Linked DNA regions of Homo sapiens: regions 1, 3 and 4 are each linked to region 2. Evidence: chromatin contacts called from ENCODE Hi-C or POLR2A ChIA-PET data. All regions are on one chromosome and are shown on one strand. Each heading gives the region's core, a stretch centred on a gene start or an enhancer-like site at or near the end of the contact. The rest is flanking DNA. Distances are from core to core; before and after follow the strand shown.

Region 1 (5,875 bases), core at 1,987-4,486, 240 kb before region 2:
ATTCCTGGCTGACACCCACTAGATGCTGGTAACATCCTCCTCACCAGTCATGACAACAAAAAATGCATCCAGACATTGCCAATGTCCCCTGGGGAAGAAAAATCACCCCCAGTGATGCTCCTCCACTCCTTGTGCATGATATACATTAATATTTCCATGGAGGTGACTTGCCAAGGTTCATAACCTTGTCCTTAAGCAAGAATTTGCATGTGTGTGTACCTTTATTTTTTTAATGAATTGAACATTTATTTAAAATCATATTGTGCTATTTATAGTATTCTTGTCTTGCATGTTTTACTTAATCACATATCCTCCAGAACTGTGAGAATTTTGTTTCTGCTATTAAGCTACCTAGTCTATGGTATTTTGTTATAGAAGTTCATATTAACTAAATACTAACTAAATCAATCTCTCTCTTTCTTCATAAATTTATTTTTAAACTATCTTTAAAAGAATATACTGTGAGCATGATTTCCATTCTTAACATATTAAACATTCATTTTTCACTTTATAATGATAGCAAAACAAAATTATCTGATGTCATGTTTTTTAAAACTATATAATAAAATTTTTATTATTTAAAAAATTTATATATACATATATAAGTAATATGTAAAATGATATAGCCACTCTGAAAAACAGTTTGGCAATTTATTACAAAACTAAGCACGCAATTACCATTTGACCCAGAAGTGATTGTACTATACCTGGTCACTTATCCCAGAGAGATAAACGTATGCTCCCACAAAAATCTGTACATGAAAGTTCACAGCAGCTTCACTGGTGATAGCCAAAAAATGAAAACAACCTAGATATCCTTCAGTGAGTGAATGTTTAGAAAGAAAAGAAAGTGGTATATTTACTTATTTTCATAGTATAAAAGATTGTATTATGAAAGTTAATATTAAAATATATAAATCCTTGATGCATTTGGTGCACAGTGAAGGGTGTAATTGTGTGTGTGTTTGTGTGTCTGTGTGTGTGTGTTTGCAAATGGCCACCCAATTATCTCACTCTTTATAGAATAAACTACTCCAACTGGCCTTCCACTCCACCACCCACTTTATCCCTTTACCCTTCATCTTTATCCTCTTCAAATAGCTCTTGTGGAAGTTGAAATGCATTCGGTCGTGTATCTTCCTCTCTTCTTTTCAAAGAGGTCTGTACCAATATTATCACTTGCCTAAAGAGTTTTTTTATTAACACTCAAATTAAAACTGCAGAAGGGAAGCCCTACAACTCTTAGAGCCTCCTGAACGCTACACAAAGCTTGCCTAGGTGGAGAGCTGAACAGCAGGGTGCCCAAGTCCAACTTTGACAAGAAGGGAAGCTTGGGCTTTGCTAGGACAGCAGGTCAGGAACCTTCCCGGGACATAACTCCTAAAGTGGGGCTTCCCAGGAATAGTGCTGGGGGCTTTAAAGAGACTTTCTCCCAAACCCAATCCAGAGGCTGAGGTTGATCTGCCCACCCCTGTGCTCTGCATACTGCAGATCCTAGAGCAATTTCTGCTAACAAAGCTAGTCCTGTGAGGAATCCAGCTGTGTCTTGCAAGCCATTTTCACAATATTATTTTTCAAGTCCCTTGTTGGATCTTAAGAGAGGAATTTCAGGGAAGGGAGAGGAAAGAGTGTCAAGGGTTTAAGTTCACACCTTATTATGCTTTTACTACTCTTCATAGTCACATTTTAACAATTCGTGGTAAGAAATAAATACTTTGGCTCTTGGCGGAATAATTCCAAGTTACTCTTCGCCGCTCAGCTCTCCCTGGCTCACGGGTCAAGCCTTTCTCTCCAATAGGGAGTCCTCCATTCTTCTCATCTCACACCTCAATTCCTAGAACAGCCTCCTCACCAATTTTCTTCCTTCATTCCTCCCACTCTACTCCATGCCACACATATCTGTCAGAATAATCTTCTAAGAATCCTACTTACATCATGAAACTAATTTAATTATTCCCGCTTCTCTCTCCCTCCCCACCTCTCCAGGCTCAGTCTGAGTTCTATCTCCTCCCTGAACTGTTGCGCAGTGGCCCCAGTCCCTAGAGACCTTTGCTCTTCAATGCTGCCATACCAGGGCTAATATTCATGGGGTACAGATTGTCCACTCCCACAGTGTGTTCTGATGGGATTGGCATCCATCGCAATCCAGTCTGATGCCTGTGCAGTACTGGCTGTTAGAAATTTTGACAGATATTTTGACTGTCTTCCTTGTCTACAGCATCTATTGTCTGGATCACTCATCTTGGTATAAACTACACAGCCTTGCTATTTAAATATTCCCAATGTGCATATGTTTTTACTTTCCTACCAGATTGTGATTCATTCTCTGAGGGCAGCCATTCTTGCACCCAATCCCCAGGAAGGAGCCCAGAAGCACGTGCCAAGCTGGTCCCTCCAACACTGGCTAGAGGAATCAATGGATGGAGTAAATAACTAATTTACAATAAAAATTTAAACACTGCACTTACTTCCCATCATCCAGCCTACAAATTTTAGAGCCTCCTGCCTTGCCTTAGTGTACCCACCTCCAACACACTCCACCTGTCTTCTGCCCTCTCCCTCTTACTGTTTATTATTCCCTGAATGTGCACGCCCCGCCTGGCTGTCTCCCTCACACACTGAAAATGAAGTCCCTCTGGATGCTGCCCAGTGACAGTCCCTCCTCCCCTCTGTGTGCTCTGGACTTCCTACACTGAAACTTGAAAGTTATTTCTGAGAGACTTTAAATTTCCACTCAAGATTCCAACAAGTCAGAGTGTTCTGGGCAAAGCATGGATGCCAAGGAAGATACCCCAGTTTCATGGCTGACAAGCTTTATTGACGACTTATTTTAACTCTAGCTGAAGAAGACCATGAAACTAACCACCCCGTTTAAAACTGAAAACACACTCTCCTTGCTCGCAGCCCTCCCAATCTTCTTCAATCTGTTCTGTTTCTATATCACTCATCTCCTTCTAATAGCTTATGATTTACATATTTAATCTGTTCACTGTTCATGTCCCTGAACTAAAACATGAGCTCCACAAGGGCAGAGATTTTTTAAATTGTGGTGAAATACACATAATATGAAATTTACTATTTTAACCATTTTTAAGTGTACAATTCAGTGGCATTGAGTACATTCACACTGTTGTGCAACCATCACCACTATACGTCTCCAGAACTCTTCATCTTCTCAAACTGAAGCTCTGTACCCGGTAAACACTAACTCCCCACTTCCCCTTTTTGCCAGCCCCTGGCAACCACTCTTCTACTTTCTCTATGAATTTGACTGGTCTAGGTACCTCATATAAGCAGAACCATATATTTGTCTTTTTGTAACTGGGTTATTTCACTTAACATAATGTCATCAAGGTTCAGCCATGTTATAGCATATGTCATAATTTCCTTCCTTCTGAAGACTTAATAATATTCCATGTGTGGTAAATGCATATAGGCTACATCTTATTTATCTATTCACCTGTTGACGGGTACTTGCATTGCTTCTACCTTTTGGTTAATGCTGCTATGAACATGAGTCTACAAATATCTCTTCAAGATCCTGCTTTCCATTCCTTTGGGTATATTTCCAGAAATGGAATCATTGGATCATATGGTAATTATATTTTTAATTTTCTGAGGATCTACCATACTGTTTCCCATAGTACCTGTGCCATTTTACATTCCCACCAACAGTGCACAAGCGTTTCAATTTCTCCACATCCTTGTCAACACTTGTTACTTTCTGAAATGGCAGGGATTTCTGTCTATTCTATTTGCTGGTGTATGCTAAGCATGAAGAACAGGGCTTGACATGAAGTCAGCACCTGATAAGTATTCATAGAATTCAACTGTAGAACTGGTGTTGACAAGTGGCCCAGGATGGCCGGGGTTTGAACCTTGGCTTACACACTCAGACACTCCACATGGACACATTATTTGGCCTCCCTGAAGTTCAGGTTGTCATTCATCTGCAACAGCACCTATCTTGAAGGGTGTTGTCAAAGCCCAATAAGATGAGAGATGTAAAGCTCCCTGCCCACTGTGTCTGATACAGGACTCTCTTGCACATTTCCTTCCTTCCACACTGATTCTCTTGAACAGCACATTAAGCTGACTTGGAAAAAGACTATCAGTAATCAAGTTTGGTTAGAGAGAAGTCATTGTCTTTTTTGGTTAAGTTTCATTTGATCACCTCTTGATTTGTGAATCTAAGAGAAATCCCATCGACCCACAACCTCCTACACTGCCTTTTTTCTTCTTCGTAGCACATATCATTACTTGAAAGTATATGCAATGTCTATTATTTTTATCTGTTTATCCATTTTCTCTACCGGAACACAAGCTTCAGGTAGGAAAGGTCTTTGTTTTTCTTGACTACTGCCACATCTACAAGGCCCAGAACAATGCCTGCAACATAAAAAGTCTCAAGAAATATTTGTTAAATGAAGAATTCATTTAAACAGTTACTAATCACCTGTACAGGTATAGGCACTATGCTTACTACTGGGCATCCTATATAAATAAAATACAATTCCTGCCCTCAAGGATCTCACAGTTTAATTAAAAGATGATTATAAACAAATTATTAAATATAGTTTGAGATGCACAGTAAAGGAGCAGGTAAAAAATTATACAAAGAAAAAAGGTATTAAGTCTATCTGGAGGATGTTGTCAAAGAAGGCTTTCATAGGAAAGTGTCCCTTATGAATATTTTGAAGATTAACTAGGGTTGTTTCAGTAGGAAAAGAAGGAAAGGGCATTGTCAATTTAAGTGATAGTTAAGGTCACAAAGACAAGACACATAAGGCTTTATTGTGGAAACAACAAGTAATTTTGTGTAACTAGATATAAAGCTAAAGGGACAGTGTGATGCAACAGGAGCCCAGAGCCCAGAGGGGGCATAAATCATGGAGGCTTATTCAAGCATCATGCTTAGACTTGATGCTATAGATGATCAGAGCCACCAAAAGGCAACACACAAATAGATATTTATTTTAAGGAATCTATATGGCCCTGGTATGGCTGGAGGCCAGTTGGGAACCCCAGAGCTTCCTGGAGGACACCCACCATGGGGATTGGACCAAGCATTCCATTTTCATTCTCTGGGGGCTACAATGGGCTGCTAGACTGGCAGCTGGGTGCTGGACTCAAATTTGAGTCTTCTCATCTTCAAACTCTTCATCTTCTCAAACTGAAACAGCAAATTCTGAGAGTCTGAATCTCTGTTCTGACACTTTAAAGAACACTTTTTCAGGGTCCTAGTCACTGGGGTTTTAGAGCGGCTGCTTGAGTTAGGGTAGTTATATAGAATGTGGAATAAATAGCCATTGGACCTTTGGCTTTAACATTACACATTTCAAATTCTGTTTTATCTATAGAACTAACCTGGCCTATACTTGTGTTGACCCACTAGTAAAAAAGAGAATGTCTATTAAGCTTGGGCCAATTTATACTCTTTGAATGAATGTGTTCTGTATGGTGGGAGGAGAAAGATTTGGCCATACATTGCTACATCCCATGTTGCCTATGGACAAGAGTGTTCCTGACTGTATTCCTTTCCTAGGGCTACCATAACAAAGCACCATACATTGAGCAGCTTAAAACAGAATCATATTCTCTCACAATTCTGGAGGCTAGAGGTGTAAAATTGAGGTGTCAGCAGGGACATGTTCCCCCCTAAACCTGCGGGTGAGTGTCCTTCCTTGCTGCTCTCCTAGCTACTGGTGATTCACTGGCAATTTCTGGCATTCTTTGGCTTGTAACTGCATTAATGCCAGTCTCTGCCTTAGTTGTCACGTGGCATTCTCCTCATGTGTCTCTGTCTTCACAAAGCCACCTTCTTATAAAGACACCAGTCATATTGGGTTAGGGGCTACTCTGGTCTGAATGTTTG
Region 2 (5,494 bases), core at 1,175-3,674:
TCACTGGAGCAAAAATTCTGTGGGCCTAGAATCCCAGGAGGCCTCTGCGCACCCTCGCTGGGCGAGCCGGAGTCCCGGCCTCTCCCGAGGATACGAAGCCGGGGGTCAAAGCTTGCCCCCGCGCCATACTCCTTTGCCTCGTCGAACTTTCAGCACGGTCCCATTCAGTCTGGAATTTCAGCTCAAGACCCGGGCCAAAAGTTCCCTGCGGAGTTGGTATATTAACATCCGCGTTCGCTTTTCCAAGGGGGTTGAGGGGCTCCGGACAACTTCTAGCAGCTCCCGGGCGCCCTCCAGGGACCGCCCCCACCCAGTTTCTGCGCAGCTCGGGCCCCCACCGTCGCCTCGCGACCTCAGATCTTGGCCTCCCACGGCCGCGCTCAGGGAAGCTATTGCAACTGATGCGCCCCGGGTGCTTTCGTTTTGCTTTCGCTCCCTCCTCTCCGCAGCTGGGAAGACTGCGCAAGAACAAAGTAGGGGCGAAAAGCGCGTGTCCTGACAGTGTGTCGGGGACACTGCAGCTTGGCGCGAAGCTAGGGCGGGGAAATGAAGGCTGAGGCCCGAGGCCTCTGTATCTCTGCCTCTCGCAGGTGTGGGACGGGCCAGGGGGCCCTGCCTTGTTTTCTTCATGCAAGGAAAAGTGGTTTGTAGATATTCAAAACAAAATTGGCGCAGAAACGAATTCGCCGTCTTAGGAGTGCTGTGGCAGGGCACAGCAGAAGCAGGAAGACGGGCGGCCAGGGCCTTTGCCTAAATTGGAAGGAAACCAGGAGCGAGCGCGCCAGCTCCCGCACCAGGCTCTGAGTACCGTTAGGTGTGAGGGGACCAAAGCGCCGTCCGGTTCGCTGGGGGGTCGACTAAGCTCCGCGTTTTGGAAGCCCAGCAAACACTGCACAGGTTCGCTTTACTTCCTCTCGCCTTCTTTAGAACGAGTGCACACATTGGCAGCTGACGATCCCACCACCTAGTCTCCCTCTTAAAAGAGGGCAGGCAAGCCTGGAAAGGTTTCCCAAATAGAGGCAAACTTATTGCTGTCTTGACTGGCCCAGCGAAAGCGCTCTCAGCACTGGCTGAGCCCAGTGCCCAGCCAGGAAGCTCGGCTCGGGTTGCGCGAGTCCTTGAAGAGTCCCCCACGGCCTGCAGTTGGCCCGAATGAGGGTCTGTGCGCGGGAACGGTTTCCCCAAACCCCTTAAGTAATAACATAACCCTTCCAGACTGTTCATCACACTGTTCAGCTGCCAGGAAAGGTGCGACGCGCTTCTTGCCCTCGTCCCAGCTCAGCTCTAGTTTCTTCCGCCAGTGAGCTGAGAAGCCAAATTATTTTATTCCCACCCTGTAAAGTTAAACTGCAATATACATAAATCACTCAGGGAAGCTGCTAAGATAAATAACACTCAAATGAGCTACTTGCACTTGGTATTGTTGTAAGGCCTTCCTCTGGTGTTTACCGCCCTCCTTGTTTACATGAAGCTCAGGAACAGCGGCTTTAGGCCGGTAGGGAGCTCAGTTTCATTTCAAGGGTATGGCAAGGCCTATCATTTCGTCATAAGGCTTTGAAGGAAAGTTCGTCTGTTTTTGTCTCACATCTAACTTCCAGTAACTTCTCAAAAACTATATTCTTCCAACTGTAGCTCCGGTCTGCAAACTCCCTTCTCCCTAGCTGTCCGGGAAGGGGGACTCGAGCTCGCGCAACGCCCCGCTGCACCTGCGGAGGAGGGAGAGCGTCTGGGTGCGCCATGGAACGCCCGCACCGCGCTTCCCGCGCTCCGCCCGCCTGCCCGCGAACGGCTGCGAGCCACCCCCGCATCCCTCACACCTCTGCCCTCCCCAGTCGTGCGCGGGAGAGGGGGCTAGCACCGCAATGCCTGGAAGAGCGGCCGCGCGAGGGGCCTGGGGACAGGACAGCCTCCCGGCTCCGAGGCGAGGCCCGAATGCGCGCACACTCGGCGAGCGGGGCGGCGACTGGGGAGCCGGAGACGAGAGAGGGCGGAAGTGCGGGACGCCCCGCAGCACTCCCACAGGTCGCGGAGCCCGAGATCCTCGTCGGGTGGCGAGGGCGTGGGTGCCCACGCTATGCGTGACGCCTGAGCCGCGGCCCGAGCCCACGAGCTGGGTGAGGCCGCTGCCGCCGCCGCCGCCACGAAGCCTGGCGGGCGGCGCGGAGCCCCGGGGAGCTGGTTTTCCCGGGCGGGCACGTGACGGGGTTGGCAGCGTTCGGGCCCCGGCTGGGAGGGGGAAGAAGCGGGGAGCAGAAGGCCGCGGGCGGGCGGCTGGCGCGCTGTGTACTTAGGTCGTGTGCTGGGGCTTTTCTCTCCCAGGAGCCGGCGGGGGGAGGGGAGGGGGAGGGGCCACCGCTCCGCCTTCTCCTTTTCGCAATGTTGACGCAATCTATAAATAGTGGAACAAAAGGACCAACTTCCTCGGAGCTTTGCTGAAACTGCACAAAAAATCGAGCCGGGGGGTTCCCTGGTCCCCGGCGATGGGGCGGGGAGCGCTGCGCCGGGGGAGGGGGCGGGCGCGGCGGCGCGGGCCCCGCCGAGGGGGGACACCTGGCTGAGGCACAGCTGCCGCCGTGCCTTTCCGCGCGAGCCCAGAGCTCCGATCCCTGCGCGGGCTCGAGAGCTCGCCCCGAACGGGGGTCTTCCTCCTCCGCCGTTGACAGGTCAGTCCGTACCGCCCCTTTCAACACTGTGGGCTTTCTTTTTCCTCCCCCGAGCCTCCACTTTTAGAAGGGAACTGAGAGGAAAAATAGAACGAGGCGCTGCAGCAACAGCCAGCAAATCTGCAACCCCAGCAGTCCACACGGCAGGGGTGGCCGAGGGGGCTCAAGGAGGCGGTCCCCGCCTGGCCCCTCGTCGTATGGCCGGTGCCTGCGCCGCAGCCAAAGACGGAGGACTGGCGTGCGCCACCCGGGCGGTAGGGAGAGCGGAGGCGCGGGCCGCCTTGCTGGGGTCGAGGAGGGGCTCCCGGCTGCTTCTCTCGCCCGTGGGCCGACCCCCGGAGGCTACGCGTCAGGGCCCGGAGGCCGCTGCATGCGCCTCGCTCCCTCCGAGCTCGGACCCGGCGCCTCAGCTTCGTCCTCTAACTGCTGTGGGAGGATGGAGCAGAGAAGCGCTGTCGCTGCACGCCGCCGTGCCCCCTGGCTCTGGTGCCCACGCAGCCAGCAAGCACTGAGCTGGGGGGCAGGGTGGAACCGGGGCACGCTCGCTTCTCGGAGCCTCGGACCTGAGCGCGAGCGCCCGCCGCGCCGCCGTGGCGGTTCCACAGGGCGCGGGGAGGGGGCGGAGCTGGCGCTGTTGACAGCGGTGCCGGAGCGGGGAGGGCGAAAGTTGGGGAGAGGGGGCGGGGGAGAGGTGGGAGTCGGGGCTGGGGGAGAGAGCGCGCGCGCGGGCTTCGGCGGGGAGAGGGGGGCCGGGTCATGTGATGTACAGACACCCCCGCTACAGGCTGGCTGCAGGGGTGACGTCACCACCCTTGACTGCAGGGGGTGGCACTTCCGCTCCCTCCCCAGCTGCTCCCCAGCCCCTGGCACCGCCGGCTGGAGCCCTTTCGCAGTTTGAGTGGGCAGAGGGAGAGAGGGGTTTTCCTTCTGGCCCCAGCCCGACTGCTTCTCCCGCCGCCCGGAGTCCCCGCCCTGGGACCGGAATGGGAGCCGCGGCCGCCCCCTCCCGACGCGTCCCATTGTGTGAGCGGGCGGCGCAGGGCGGAGGCTGGTGCCGGCCCCCCGCAACTCTGCGCTCCCGAGGGGGCGGGGGCGGACCCCGCGCAGTCAAGGCCAGGTCCAGCCGCCCGCCGGCTCCTCCTTCCCCAGAGCGCCGTCCGCGCGCGGGAAGTCCGACGCTGTCGACTCGGTCCGGACACCGCGGCCTCGCCCGCGTCCCTGGGGCGCCGGGTGGTGAGAGACCCGCTGGGCCGTGTGGGCCCGCAGTCCAGCCCAGCGGGTGTGTGGTTGGAGTCTGTCACAGAGCCCCGAGGGACGCGATCCCAGCAGTCGTTACGCGCTATTTGGGGAAACTCGGGGTTTTGGTGACTCAGCGCGGTGAGCGCTATTTATAGGTAGATGCGTTAGGAGAAGGGAAATAAGCTTCGCTCGAATCCGTCCATTCGTCCGCCCGAGGACTGCAAAGAGCTCCGTTTGGAGGCAACAACTGAAAGACTTCTGAAAAAGATTTGGCAGTTAGAGCCTGTGGTATAAGACATAGCAGGCCTCGCCAGGAGACTAGTTACAACAGTTCGTCTCAAAAAGTTAGAACGTTTTCTGGAGTAGATGGAGGATTTTAGGGACACGTCATGACCCGTAGAGTGTCTTTTTGGGTGTTAGTGTGTGAACCACGAGCAATAATTCAGGTGAAAACCGAGCAGTCCTCCCAGTAGATCGCAGTCTATCAAGAACTGCGTTGTTAGTTGCAGGATTTGTAAAATACATAACATCATATGTGGATAGGTATTAAAAAACTGAATGATGTTGAAAGTTGCTATGCAATATTCTGTAACAGGAAGGTGTGTGTGGCATTTATCTAGAATAAAAAATGTGGAGATTGTAAATTACATGTTTACAATCCAATTTCTCCCTCCCGAAAAGCACTATGAAAAAAAGGCCTTTGATTCTTCAACAGTGTATAAATGCTACACAAACAGTTTTGGCTTCACTTTATGATTTTGATTCTTTTTTCCCACCTCCACCCCAGTTTGTAAATCCAGGAGGTAGATGTTAAGAGAGAGCAATTGCCAGGTTAGCTGCAGGGAGGCAAGAGGCCAGGTCGGGCAGGGCTTTGTATATACCCTGCATGCTGAAGAATTTGGACTTTAGCCTGAGACCTACAAGTTTTGGGGGAAACACATACCTTTTGAGGAAAATAAAAAGCAATGGGCTCTTTCTCTAGGAAAAAAAAATGCGCTTACATACCTATACTAAAATTTTGCATACAATTTTAGGGGGGTTACTTGCTTTATGAGTAAATTCCTATTCTGCCTCAGGACTAAAACATAGGAAAGGGAGAGCCATGAAAGGAGTTTTGGAAATGTCATATTGAGGTGTACACTGGTTGAAGTCCTGGAGACTTGAAGATGGAATGTAAAACAGCCTGTGACCTAAGTAACAATCAATTAGGACCACCGCTGTGTACCTAGGGATAGTGGGGATAGAGAAAAGAGGAATTCAAGGAAGTAATTAAATTGGTGGAATTCTGTTGGTGGAATGGGAAAACTGGTTGGCTGTAAAGGGCAAGAGCAAGAGATACCCAGATTTCTGGTTTAGGGTGTGGACTAAAAGGAGAAGTAGGCCTCAAGTCTAGGGGAAGGAACTCTGTTTTGTCCCTGTAGAATCTGAAGTATCAGAGAACTACTGGGGGAGCAGGGGGTGTTGAAGTAGTTTGGCTCTCTGGAGTCATTAAAATGTAGGTGATAGCTAAAGCAGTGGGAGGGGCTTAGATGGACCACAAAGGGTGCCCTGTAAGAAGTGGTCTGAGGAGGGAACCCTGGGAACACCCATAT
Region 3 (5,294 bases), core at 569-3,068, 210 kb before region 2:
AGTTAACCAACCCTTTGCATCCATTTTAGCCCATGATGCAAAGGTGGGCTAAATGGCGACAGTGACTTCATAATGTGTAAAGATTGTTAATGCACGCAAAGGGCTTTGGAAACAAAAAGTGAGCTGGACTGAGAAAATTGCATGTTTTAGCCTTTGGCATCTTGTAATAACTGATATATTACTTTATCTTTAAATGAACCTAGAAGAATTTTAAGTATATAATTACATATTAACCTAAGCACCCCCCACAAAATTGCTTCCTAAAGGAATAATAAATTTTCAGTGACAAAATTTAATTAAAAACTCACTCTTAAGATTATAGGCAGATAAATAAAAGACCTTTAAAAGTGTTACACTTGCTGGGCGCGGTGGCTCACACCTGTAATCCCAGCACTTTGGGAGGCCAAGGCAGGCGGATCACTTGAGGTCAGGAGTTTGAGACCAGCCTAGCCAACATGGTAAAACCCCATCTCTGCTAAAAATACCAAAAAATTAGCTGGGCGTGGTGGTGGGTGCCTGTAATCCCAGCTACTCCACAGGCTGAGGAAGGAGAATTGCTTGAACCTGGGAGGCAAGGATGCAGTGAGCAAAGGTCATTCCATTTGCACTCCAGCCCTCCAGCCTGGACAATAAGAGCGAAACTCCATCTCAAAAAAAAAAAGGTGTTACACTTGAGGAATGAATTCTTCTTGCTAAGCTTTTTTTCCTAAAGCGAATTTGTTTCCCATAGGCTCGGTGACTAAATTCAGAGACTTCATGACAAAAATAATAGAAAGTGTCTGCACAGTCATTATGGGCCCTCCCTGGCTAAGTAAGAGAAGGCATACCTCGCCTTTATGCTGTCATCCCAGAGGTCAAAGGTCTTCTGTCTAGTGCACAAAGCTGGAAATTTCCAAATAATCTAAGAAAACATTCAAACAGTTTCAGACAGTTTTTTCCATTATTTACAATGCCGCCCATGATAAGATGGAAATTTTCTGAGGGTGGCGTGATAAGCTTCATGTAAGCAAGACACAGCTAATGGCTTGAAGCGTGGAATTCCAGGGCTTCCTGAACAGGCTGTTTTAGTACAATCTTCCGTTGACAGGGTTAAGCTGCTTATAGATTCCTTAGATAACATTGCAAGGCAGACAGCAGAATAGAAACCCAACTCTAATGACTCAAGACAAAAATGACAGAAAATAGCAAACTAAATACCAAAGAGCAAGGAGCTTCTGAAAGGCGAGACATTTCTCTTTCTATATCCTTCCATTTTTCTGCCTCCACTAAAGATGAAAATGGCAACAAGCTATACTGTTTTTGGTAAATTACTGGCCACACAGTCGGGTGAGCATTGTTAGACTGAATGAGCCAAACCCTAGATTTTACCAAAATTGCCAATGGATTTGAACCACGGGTTTGAGCTTCCAACAGCTGTAGTTAGTTGGCTACATGGCCATCATATTCGAGCGTGTCTGCTCATGGTCACAAGACAGGAGGCCACAAGGATGGTGCCACTGAGCCACGCCTGGAAGGCGAGAGAGCTGTGTGCGAGCTCCATGCTTGCTGTCGGCTGCCCTTACTCAAACTGCCTCTCCTCTGGGCATCAGAAACCCCTCTACAAAGCTGGCCAAGAGGCAGGCAGGGGCTCATCCTGATATCTAGTCCTCACTAGCTCAAATTTTATAAAAACAGGAAACAAAAATCCTAGAAAAGTGCAAGTTCCTATTTTCACAAGATTTCTCAGGCTATTTTACAGTTTCGAAACACTAAGCTGGTGTCTAAAACTACAAGAACACAGAAGTGTTAAAACTGCCAGACACTTGAAAGATCATCTAGTTCAGAAAGTCCTTATACAAATAAGGAAGTAGAGGCCCTCAGAGGGGAGGTAACTAGTAAAGATCATGGTGCTGGTGGTGGAGCCAGGCTTCAGATTTCCAATCCAGATCTTTTTTTCTCTATGCTATGCTGTGTCCTTTGTTTTTTGTTTTGTTTTGTTTTGTTTTGTTTTGTTTTGTTTTGTTTTGTTTTGTTGAGACAGAGTCTTACTCTGTCGCCCAGGCTGGTGTGCAATGGCATGATTTTGGCTCATTGCAACCTCCACCTCCCGGGTTCAAGAGATTCTGCTGCCTCAGCCTCCTGAGTAGCTGGGATTACAGGTGCCCCCCACTACACCCAGCTAATTTTTGTATTTTTGGTAGAGATGGGGTTTCACCATGTTGGCTAGGCTGGTCTCAATCTCCTGACCTCAGGTGATCCACCCACCTCGGCCTCCCAAAGGGCTGGGATTACAGGCATGAGCCTGGCCCTCCTTTGAGGATCAAGGGGAAGTGGAAAAATTCTACCATCTAAATATCTCCTGAATGTATTCCTCTCTAGCTCAAATGATACTACCTTCCACATTTTTTTTTTTTTTTGAGACAGGGTCTCACTTTCTCACCCAGGCTGGAATAAAGTGGCATGACCATAGCTCACAGCAGTCTCGACCTCTTAGGTTCAAGTGATCCTCTTGCCTCAACCTACCAAGTAGCTGGAACTATAGGCACCCAACTAATTTTTTGTATTTTTTGTAGAGAAGGGGTCTCACTATGGTGCCCAGGCTGGTCTCAAACTCCTGGTGTCAAGCAATCTTCCTGCCTTGGCCTCCCAAAGTGCTGGGATTACAGATGTAAGCCATCATGCCCAGCCCACACTTGTTAAATGCTGCTAAGTGTAACTTGCTTTTTTCCCTAATGGATTGCCAGGACTCAAATCTCATCTACTCCAATTCTCTTCTCCACTATTTTTAGTAAACTGAAGTAATGTACCTAAATTTCCCAATGTCAATATGGCCCACATCACTTTCTTACTTAAACCCCTGTAATGATTTCTCATTTTTTATTATGTAAAATTAAGTTTCTCATCATGGCCTGAAAATTGCATGATCTGGCCATGCCTAACTAACACCTTCCCTACCATGTATGCTGAGCTCCTGCTGCAGGCATTCCTTGCACATCATGGTTTTGGTTTCTTCCCTCTGTACCCTTTCATGTCATGGGTCCCTTATCTGGAAGATTCTTCTCCCTTTTGTTTGACTGGGTAATATTTATTCCTCTTTCAAAACATGGTTTAATGAATATTCATCCCAGTGACCAATGACTATTGAGATCTAACTATTAGGCAAACTTCTAGTAACCACACATCATGTCCCCAAGTGCCGTATTTATTAGGCACTGCACCAGGTTGCTGAAGTATCTTATGGGCACCATATTAAAAATTCATCTAGCTTTCAAACACATAGACAAAATATCTGATTAATAGGATAGGGACTTTCTGAGCATATAAAAGCTAGAAATCAAAAAGAAAAGACAAGTAGATCTAATTACATACAAATTAGAAACTTCTGTTAAATAACTCGGAAAACTTTGCATATGACAAATTATTGGCATCCTTAATAAATAAAAAGTTTTTATGAAACAAGTACTAAAAACCATAATAAAGAAACGAGCAAAGAACATAAACTGAGATTCATTAAAAAAGTACTAATTACTAATAACTGTATAAAAAAGAATTTAATTAGCTACTCAGGAGGCTGAGGTAGGAGAATCGCTTGAATCTGGGCAGCGGAGGTTGCAGTAAGCCGAGATTGCGCCACTGCACTCCAGCCTGGTGACAGAGAGAGACTGTCTCAAAGAAAAAAAAAAAAGAATTTAATTCCACTAGTAGACCAGAATAGAAATAAAAAGAAGATAATATTTTTCAACCATCTAATTAACAATAATCATATTCAGCAATGACAGGGTAACCAATAAAATAATCACTCTCGTACTTTGCTAATGGGAGCTAGATTTATATTACCTATTTGGAAAGCAATTTTGCAATACATATCACAAGCCTTAAAATTTCACTCCCTTTGACCCTGTTATTTTTCTTCTCAAAATCTAGCCTAAGAAAATTGTCATAAACAATCGACAAATGGGATCTAATTAAACTAAAGAGCTTCTGCACAGCAAAAGAAACTACCATCAGAGTGAACAGGCAACCTACAAAATGGGAGAAAATTTTCACAACCTACTCATCTGACAAAGGGCTAATATCCAGAATCTACAATGAACTCAAACAAATTTACAAGAAAAAAACAAAAACCCCATCAAAAAGTGGGCAAAGGACGTGAACAGACACTTCTCAAAAGAAGACATTTATGCAGCCAAAAGACACATGAAAAAATGCTCACCATCACTGGCCATCAGAGAAATGCAAATCAAAACCACAGTGAGATACCATCTCACACCAGTTAGAATGGCAATCATTAAAAAGTCAGGAAACAACAGGTGCTGGAGAGGATGTGGAGAAATAGGAACACTTTTACACTGTTGGTGGGACTGTAAACTAGTTCAACCTTTGTGGAAGTCAGTGTGGCGATTCCTCAGGGATCTAGAACTAGAAATACCATTTGACCCAGCCATCCCATTACTGGGCATATACCCAAAGGACTATAAATCATGCTGCTATAAAGACACATGCACACGTATGTTTATTGCGGCACTATTCACAATAGCAAAGACTTGGAACCAACCCAAATGTCCAACAATGATAGACTGGATTAAGAAAATGTGGCACATATACACCATGGAATACTATGCAGCCATAAAAAATGATGAGTTCATGTCCTTTGTAGGGACATGAATGAAATTGGAAATCATCATTCTCAGTAAACTATCACAAGAACAAAAAACCAAACACCGCATATTCTCACTCATAGGTGGGAATTGAACAATGAGAACACATGGACACAGGAAGGGGAATATCACACTCTGGGGACTGTTGTGGGGTCGGGGGAGCGGGGAGGGATAGCTTTAGGAGATATACCTAATGCTAAATGACGAGTTAATGGGTGCAGCACACCAGCATGGCACATGTATACATATGTAACTAACCTGCACATTGTGCACGTGTACCCTAAAACTTAAAGTATAATAATAATAAAATAAAATAAAAAAAGAGTCGAAAAAAATAAAATGTTTCAAAAGAAAAAAAAGAAGAAAAAAGAAAATTGTCATAAACTATAGAAACTTGCACTTCACAGCATTATTTATAGTAGCAAATGGGACACATTACTAGTGTTCAATAAAGGAATAATTACATAAATTCTGATAGAAATATAGAGTATAATGAAGTAAAAAAATTTCCTTTAAAGATTATTTTATGACAAGAGAAATGGTCGTGATTCAATGAAAATGCAAACTCATCTTTGCAATATGATCCAAATTATATTTTTAAATCTATGTATGTCTAGAAAAAAAGACTAGAGATAGGTATGTAGATAGACATTAATT
Region 4 (5,678 bases), core at 2,007-4,506, 150 kb after region 2:
AGTAACTGGGATTACAGGCATGCACCACCATTCCTGGCTTTTTTTTTTTTTTTTTTTTTTTTTTTTTTTTGTATTTTTAGTAGAGACAGGGTTTCTCCATGTTGGTCAGGGTGGTCTTGAACTCCTGACCTTAGGTGATCCGCCCACCTTGGCCTCCCAAAGTGCTGGGATTGCAGGGGTAAGCCACCGCGCCCCGCCGCAACAATGACTTTTTTAAAAAACAGGCATTTACTGCATTTTCGTACACTAGAAGCTAAAATACCATGCTGTCCAGTTCAAAACAGGACACCTGGCAACCCTGTTCCTAACAGCTTTCTGCAAAGCCAACACCCAGTGCTTTCTGGCTGCATTGGCCTGTCCTCATTTCCCCCTGGAAAACTTGTTTTAAACAGTACAGATAACATTCTGCCTCTATTACAATTAGCAGCTTCTCTCACCAGGTTATCTAGTGTGGCAAGTGCTAGTGCGGAGTCACTTAGTATCTTCTTTCAAAACCTCCCAGTGGCTGCCTTCAGGTAGCATGTGAAAAGCTGCTCATGGGGAATTCAGCAGCTGCTTCAGGCCCTCCAGGGCATTTCTTGCTGGCATCTTCTGCCTCACCAGATCGCCCTGATTATTAGTGATCTGGGCCCCCTACCTAATGGAAAACCAGCCACTCTTCTTCCCAGCCCCAATGGATATTGATGAGGGGTCCTTAAATCTGGGATCCTTTCCCCTCCTTGCCCAATAATTGAACTCCTAAAATCCTTTTACTACCTGGGAATCTGCAAAGACAACCTTGAATTTGAACTGGAGCTAGAAGGACTTCCTCCGAACGAATTTGCCCATAGATGACTCTCTGGTACATGGTCTCTGTTGTTCAACTTTCTCTATTCTGAAGTCTAGAAGACACCCTTGCTTCTGAAAGTGGGGCCTAAGAACCTGCAGCCTCACCAGGGAGCTTGGTAGAAATCCAGAATCTGAGGCAGGATTCTAGACTTATTGGATCAGATTCTGCATTTCAACAAGATTCCCCAGTGACCCCCAGGCATCTTCAAATTTGAGAGGCCAGGAAAGTGCTCAGGCCCTGCCCTTCCCTTCCCGTTGGCTGGGGAGAATTCCTGTAATTTGCCCTGTTTACGGGTCCTTAATCTCCAACTTCACTGTCCTCGCTTTCCAAAGAATCCTGAGTGGCTTCCTTCCAACACCTTATCTGTCTTCCCCCACGCCCCTGAAGCCAGGGCCTCTTTTCTTCAAGGCCACCCCCCAACTCATCTCAGGCTGAGGCTCCTCTCTTGAGGCCATATCCCATGGTAGCATTTCTTTGAGGGCTGCTTTTCTGCCGTTTTTCTCCCCAGGTAGGGCCTCTAAAACCGATGGAAGTGAAGTGCTACACCTCAGAGCTGCTTTAGCCCTTAGAGCTGGCCAGGGTCTGAGTGGGCCTCTCACAGGGCCACAGGACTGCCCTTTCCCCCAGCATGCCTAGAAGCTGAGACCACTCACACCACATGAACATGCTATCCTTGTTCCTCTTTCCTGCCAGCCTCAACACAACCAGAATACAGCCCAATAATGGCTGCCTACAAATGGGAGGCACCCAGGGAAGGGAGGGGGTGCTGATTAAGAACCAGCCTGGAGGAGGATCATGGTTTCTCTGAAACAAGAAGGAGGTGAGGGTTGATGCGGAAGGTATATTAGAAATGCTTCAAGCACTTGATGCTTTGAGGGTTTGGGGATTTGAGTTTGGGTTTGTTTTTTAAGCTTAACAATGTGAAAAAGATGTCAAATAACTTTTCTGAACTGTGGCAATCAGAGCCTTGTCCAGAATCATAACTTAATGGCTTTTTGGCTCTCAATTTGATGGTCAGTTTGGCTAACCAACACTTTTTAATTCTGTGTTATTTATTACTCAGTTGATCCCCCCCATAATATGTTAAAAGCCTACTTCCAACCTGTTAAAATGTACCCTTGGAGTGCTGTCCAGATTCACCATTAAAATAGTGTCTTTCCAGTCTTATGTATTTTATTCAGCAGTTACTACAGTACTTTTTTTTTTTTTTTTGACAGGATCTCATTCTGTTGCCCAGGCTGGAGTCCAGTGGTGTGATCACAGCTCACTGAAGCTTTGACCTCCTAGGCTCAAGCTATCTTCCTGCCTCAGGCTCCTGAGTAGCTGGGACTATAGGCACATGCCACTATACCTGGCTAATTTTTAATTTTTTGTAGAAACTGGGTCTCGCTATGTTGCCCAGGCTGGTCTCGAACTCCTGGGTTCAAGCATTCCTGACACTTTGGCCTCCCAAAGTGCTGGGATTACAGGCATGAGATGCCATGCCTGGCCATATTTTTATTTTTAAATCTTTCTATTTAAATAAGGAGAGGGAGAGAGAGAGAAAGCTCTAGGTGCATTTTTTCCAAATGGACACCTTGCCATGTTTTCAACACACATCTAAAGCCTGAATTGAGAGTATAATTTTTCTGTAGATACATCACCTTGAGGAATTTTATAAACTTCAGTTTCCTCATCTGAGAAATGAGGTAGTTGGATTAGATGAACTGGCTCATCAAGTGAGTATAAGGAGCCTTCCAAATTTAAGAATTATTAACATTTCCCGGAAGACTAACCAGGCAATTTTTCTTCTTTAGGTTTGACTTTCTGAGATGTCATGGCTTAGTATTCTTTAAGCAAATTCTGGAATGTTCTTGTCCCTTTGGAATAATTGTAATGTGGATTTGTTCTGTGCAACTGATGATATTCTAATGTGTTTGGGCAGGTTTAAGTCTAAATTTCCAAAGTCTCACACCTGTGGTTTTACCAAAAAGGTACTGCTCAAGGAAACCAGTGATGGGCAAAGGATGCATGGTATAGCTATGATGCAAGAGCGCCCTCTGCAGGCCATGCGAAGATGAGTCTCTTTCTTAAAGGGTAGCTTTTCCGCTCTTTGTGTAGAGTACAACCCTTCCCTTCCTCCTGTAGCATTCTCATCAAGAAACATTTGTTTAGTGCTTACCCTGAGCTAGGCACAGTGTGCTTAGGGCTGGGAACACAAAAATAAAAGCATCCTAGGCTTAAAGGATCTCACGGTCTAATGGGGTACATCCCAATCAGATCATTATAATGCAACCTGAGAGGTGTGTCACTGGAGCTGTGCCTCATGTCCCCATTAGTTTGCAATCACAAGTTGCACACAAGAGCCGAAATCAAACTGTACAGTACAATGCTTTTTTGTTAGGAGAGAAGGACTGGTGACTCACCCTAGCATTTTCTCTTTGCACAGAAACAGATGCCCTGCCCAGAAGCAACACGGCTAATGGGTGCCACCGTGGAGACCCAGGCAACCTGAGAGTAGTCCTGACAGCCAGACCTCCAGGGTGGAAATGGGAAGGTCTACAGAGAAAGGTCAGGATTTAACAGGGAAATGGAGGAGGGCAAGAATGGGGGTCAGGAGGTATCTACGCATTTTGATATGAAATTAAGAAGTTCATTTAAAATATACAACCAAGGCCCGTGACACTTTTTGTAACAAGATTCTAGCTTATCTTCCCACTAGATTTTGTTGGACTTTTTTCAAATTGTATCTGATTGTGTTTTTCAAACTAGGCCAGGAGGGCCCCTCAACTTCTAAAATACAAAAATTCTTTCTGCTCCTCTTTTCAAATCTTCTCAGATTCTGGACACACCCAGAAATTCCATGTGCCTTTTTACTCCCTTAATCCTGTTAACTTTTTGTCTCTTCTTAGCAATGACTTCCTTTCATTTTAGAGAAAGTTCTGCTGGTAACATACTGTATAAGCCAGGAGAGAAAAAGAACTTGAAAGAGGAACACATTTTTCTTCATTTTTTTTTTTTCAAAAAAGGTAAGGGAAAAAAATAAAGGAAGTGGAGAAATATACTACTCAGTACAGTTGTCAAACAAATTTCTTGGAACCATGGCCTACAAGAATACCTATCTTAACTGCATTGCACTAGAAACCACATTTTCATATTCCTTTTGTGATAATTCTAAGATAATGAATTAGATGTTAGCCATTGTTTTCCAGAATAGAATTTCTGGAGTTACTGGTAGTTCAGGGAATTTTAGTCACAAGATATATATTTTCTGTACCTTTGTGTGTGTGTATATGTGTGTATGCATATATACTTATATACATGCACATATATACACATACACACAAACATGCATGTGCTATAGCTTTTGAATGGAGATATATGTGTGTGTACACACACACACATTCATTCATTCATTTATATCATACAGCTTCTCTGAAGAGCAACAGGAGAAAAATGCAGGAAATATAAAGGCAACCTGGGGTCAGTCCTATGCAGTGAGCTCTTTGAGGTCTCCATCAGAAATAAAAGATTTCAGTCTTTTTTGGCTGGGCACAGTGGCTCACACCTGTAATCCTAACACCTTGGGAGGCCAAGGTGGGAGGATTAACAAAAAATACAAAAATTAGCCGGGGGTGGTGGTGGGAGCCTGTAGTCCCAGCTACTTGGGAGGCTAAGATGGTAGGATCACCTGAGCCAGGGAGATGGAGGCTGCGGTGAGCCATGATCGCACCACTGCACACCAGCCTGGGTGACAGAGTGAGACCCTGTCCTAAAAAAAAAAAAAAAAAAAAATCAATCTTTTCATAGTTATTCAAATTAAAACAACAAAATAGAGATGTGAAGACTTGGCTCAGGAAGATTCAGTCATCTCAACAGTCACTGTAAAGAACTGCCATCAGACTCCTTTTGACTCTAAATGGCAAAGGATACCAACACTGTTCTTCCTAGGAAGCTAATCTATAGTTAAAATAGGCACATTGCATAGCTCTGTGTATCTACAGTGTTGTAATTGTCTAACAGAGTGGAGATACTAAATGTACTCAGTGCATAAAACACATTTTATTTAAAATAGAGAGGAAATTCCTGAGGGAACAATAAAATCAAGGATGTTACAGTAATTTCATGAGCCATCCAGATATAATTACCAACAAATAAAAATAAAATATTTCATAATGCTCTGTTTTATTTAAATATTGGCTTATAAGGCATTGTTCTGTTATTTTCTTTGGTTAAAACAAAGTTTTTAAAATCAATATCTCATACTTGTTAGTATGTATTAGTGGGAAACCTTTATAATAAAGTAATTTTATGTGCAAAAGCTGCCTAGTTTCCAGCTCTGGGGCATTCCGGGAGCACAAACCTCAGGGGCATCATTATGGCCCAAAAAACCTGGGGATTGAGTTGACGGGGCTTTACCCAAGAGGACCTAAAACAACACAGTTAAAGATGGAGAAACAGGCCGGGTACGGTGGCCTCCCACTTTGGGAGGCCAAGGTGGACAGATCACCTGAGATCCGGAGTTCGAGATCAGCCTGACCAACATGGAGAAATCCTATCTCTACTGAAAGTACAAAATTAGCCAGGTGTGGTGGCACATGCCTGTAATCCCAGGTACTCAGGAGGCTGAGGCAGGAGAATCGCTTGAACCCAGGGGGCAGAGGTTGCAGTGAGCCGAGATCACGCGATTGCACTCCAGCCTGGGCAATAAGAGCCAGACTCCGTCTCAAAAGAAAAAAAAAAAAGATGGAGAAACAGAAGCCCAGGGTTCAGCTGTTAAGAGAGGCCTGGCAAGGGACAGTCAATAATGGGAGAACAGTAGGGGTTAGAACCTAGATGCTGAGAATAAGATAAAACAAGGCTTCACAAG

Evidence for each region. Hi-C counts contacts between places; a loop is a spot of excess contacts on that map. ChIA-PET counts read pairs that join two places held with the same protein, here RNA polymerase II (POLR2A). Pooled maps may share reads with other maps.
Region 1: a loop to region 2 is called in a map of GM12878, with 2.8 times the contacts of the local background. The contact joins the enhancer-like site here to the promoter of DLEU2 in region 2. A Hi-C loop is called at or near these places in 8 of 168 maps with a recorded cell type or tissue (B cell, CD4-positive, alpha-beta memory T cell, GM12878 and 5 more), 35 of 37 single-sample maps with no recorded cell type and 23 of 50 pooled maps. POLR2A ChIA-PET finds 5 or more read pairs at or near these places in 14 of 52 experiments (B cell, CD4-positive, alpha-beta T cell, CD4-positive, alpha-beta memory T cell and 9 more).
Region 3: a loop to region 2 is called in a map of Caco-2, with 11 times the contacts of the local background. The contact joins the enhancer-like site here to the promoter of DLEU2 in region 2. A Hi-C loop is called at or near these places in 1 of 168 maps with a recorded cell type or tissue (Caco-2). POLR2A ChIA-PET finds 5 or more read pairs at or near these places in 4 of 52 experiments (Caco-2, HEK293T, OCI-LY7 and 1 more).
Region 4: a loop to region 2 is called in a map of endothelial cell of umbilical vein, with 3 times the contacts of the local background. The contact joins the enhancer-like site here to the promoter of DLEU2 in region 2. A Hi-C loop is called at or near these places in 3 of 168 maps with a recorded cell type or tissue (OCI-LY7, chondrocyte and endothelial cell of umbilical vein), 12 of 37 single-sample maps with no recorded cell type and 19 of 50 pooled maps. POLR2A ChIA-PET finds 5 or more read pairs at or near these places in 11 of 52 experiments (B cell, CD4-positive, alpha-beta T cell, MCF 10A and 8 more).

What each region holds. Positions count from the first base shown.
Region 1 is chr13:50,367,837-50,373,711 of GRCh38, reverse strand. All of the region lies in intron 2 of DLEU1 (deleted in lymphocytic leukemia 1), which reads right to left. Among named protein-coding and RNA genes, the nearest start is that of DLEU1-AS1, 160 kb to the left of the region's middle. Within about 2 kb of position 3,236, at least 2 of the 41 ENCODE cell types and tissues checked have a DNase peak (open chromatin) inside an H3K27ac peak, as active enhancers do; they include B cell, where a contact is called at or near this core.
Region 2 is chr13:50,122,471-50,127,964 of GRCh38, reverse strand. It overlaps DLEU2 (deleted in lymphocytic leukemia 2), which reads left to right and starts at 2,424. Exons shown (of 14, transcript NR_152566.1): 1 at 2,424-2,663. All of the region lies in intron 2 of DLEU1 (deleted in lymphocytic leukemia 1), which reads right to left. RefSeq lists silencers at 1,972-2,301, 2,332-2,541, 2,862-3,371, 3,452-3,961 and an enhancer at 1,593-2,303.
Region 3 is chr13:50,330,800-50,336,093 of GRCh38, reverse strand. The region is part of intron 2 of DLEU1 (deleted in lymphocytic leukemia 1); the gene reads right to left. Among named protein-coding and RNA genes, the nearest start is that of DLEU1-AS1, 190 kb to the left of the region's middle. Within about 2 kb of position 1,818, at least 4 of the 41 ENCODE cell types and tissues checked have a DNase peak (open chromatin) inside an H3K27ac peak, as active enhancers do.
Region 4 is chr13:49,974,034-49,979,711 of GRCh38, reverse strand. No RefSeq gene overlaps it. Among named protein-coding and RNA genes, the nearest start is that of MIR3613, 20 kb to the left of the region's middle. RefSeq lists a silencer at 2,725-3,019. Within about 2 kb of position 3,256, at least 5 of the 41 ENCODE cell types and tissues checked have a DNase peak (open chromatin) inside an H3K27ac peak, as active enhancers do.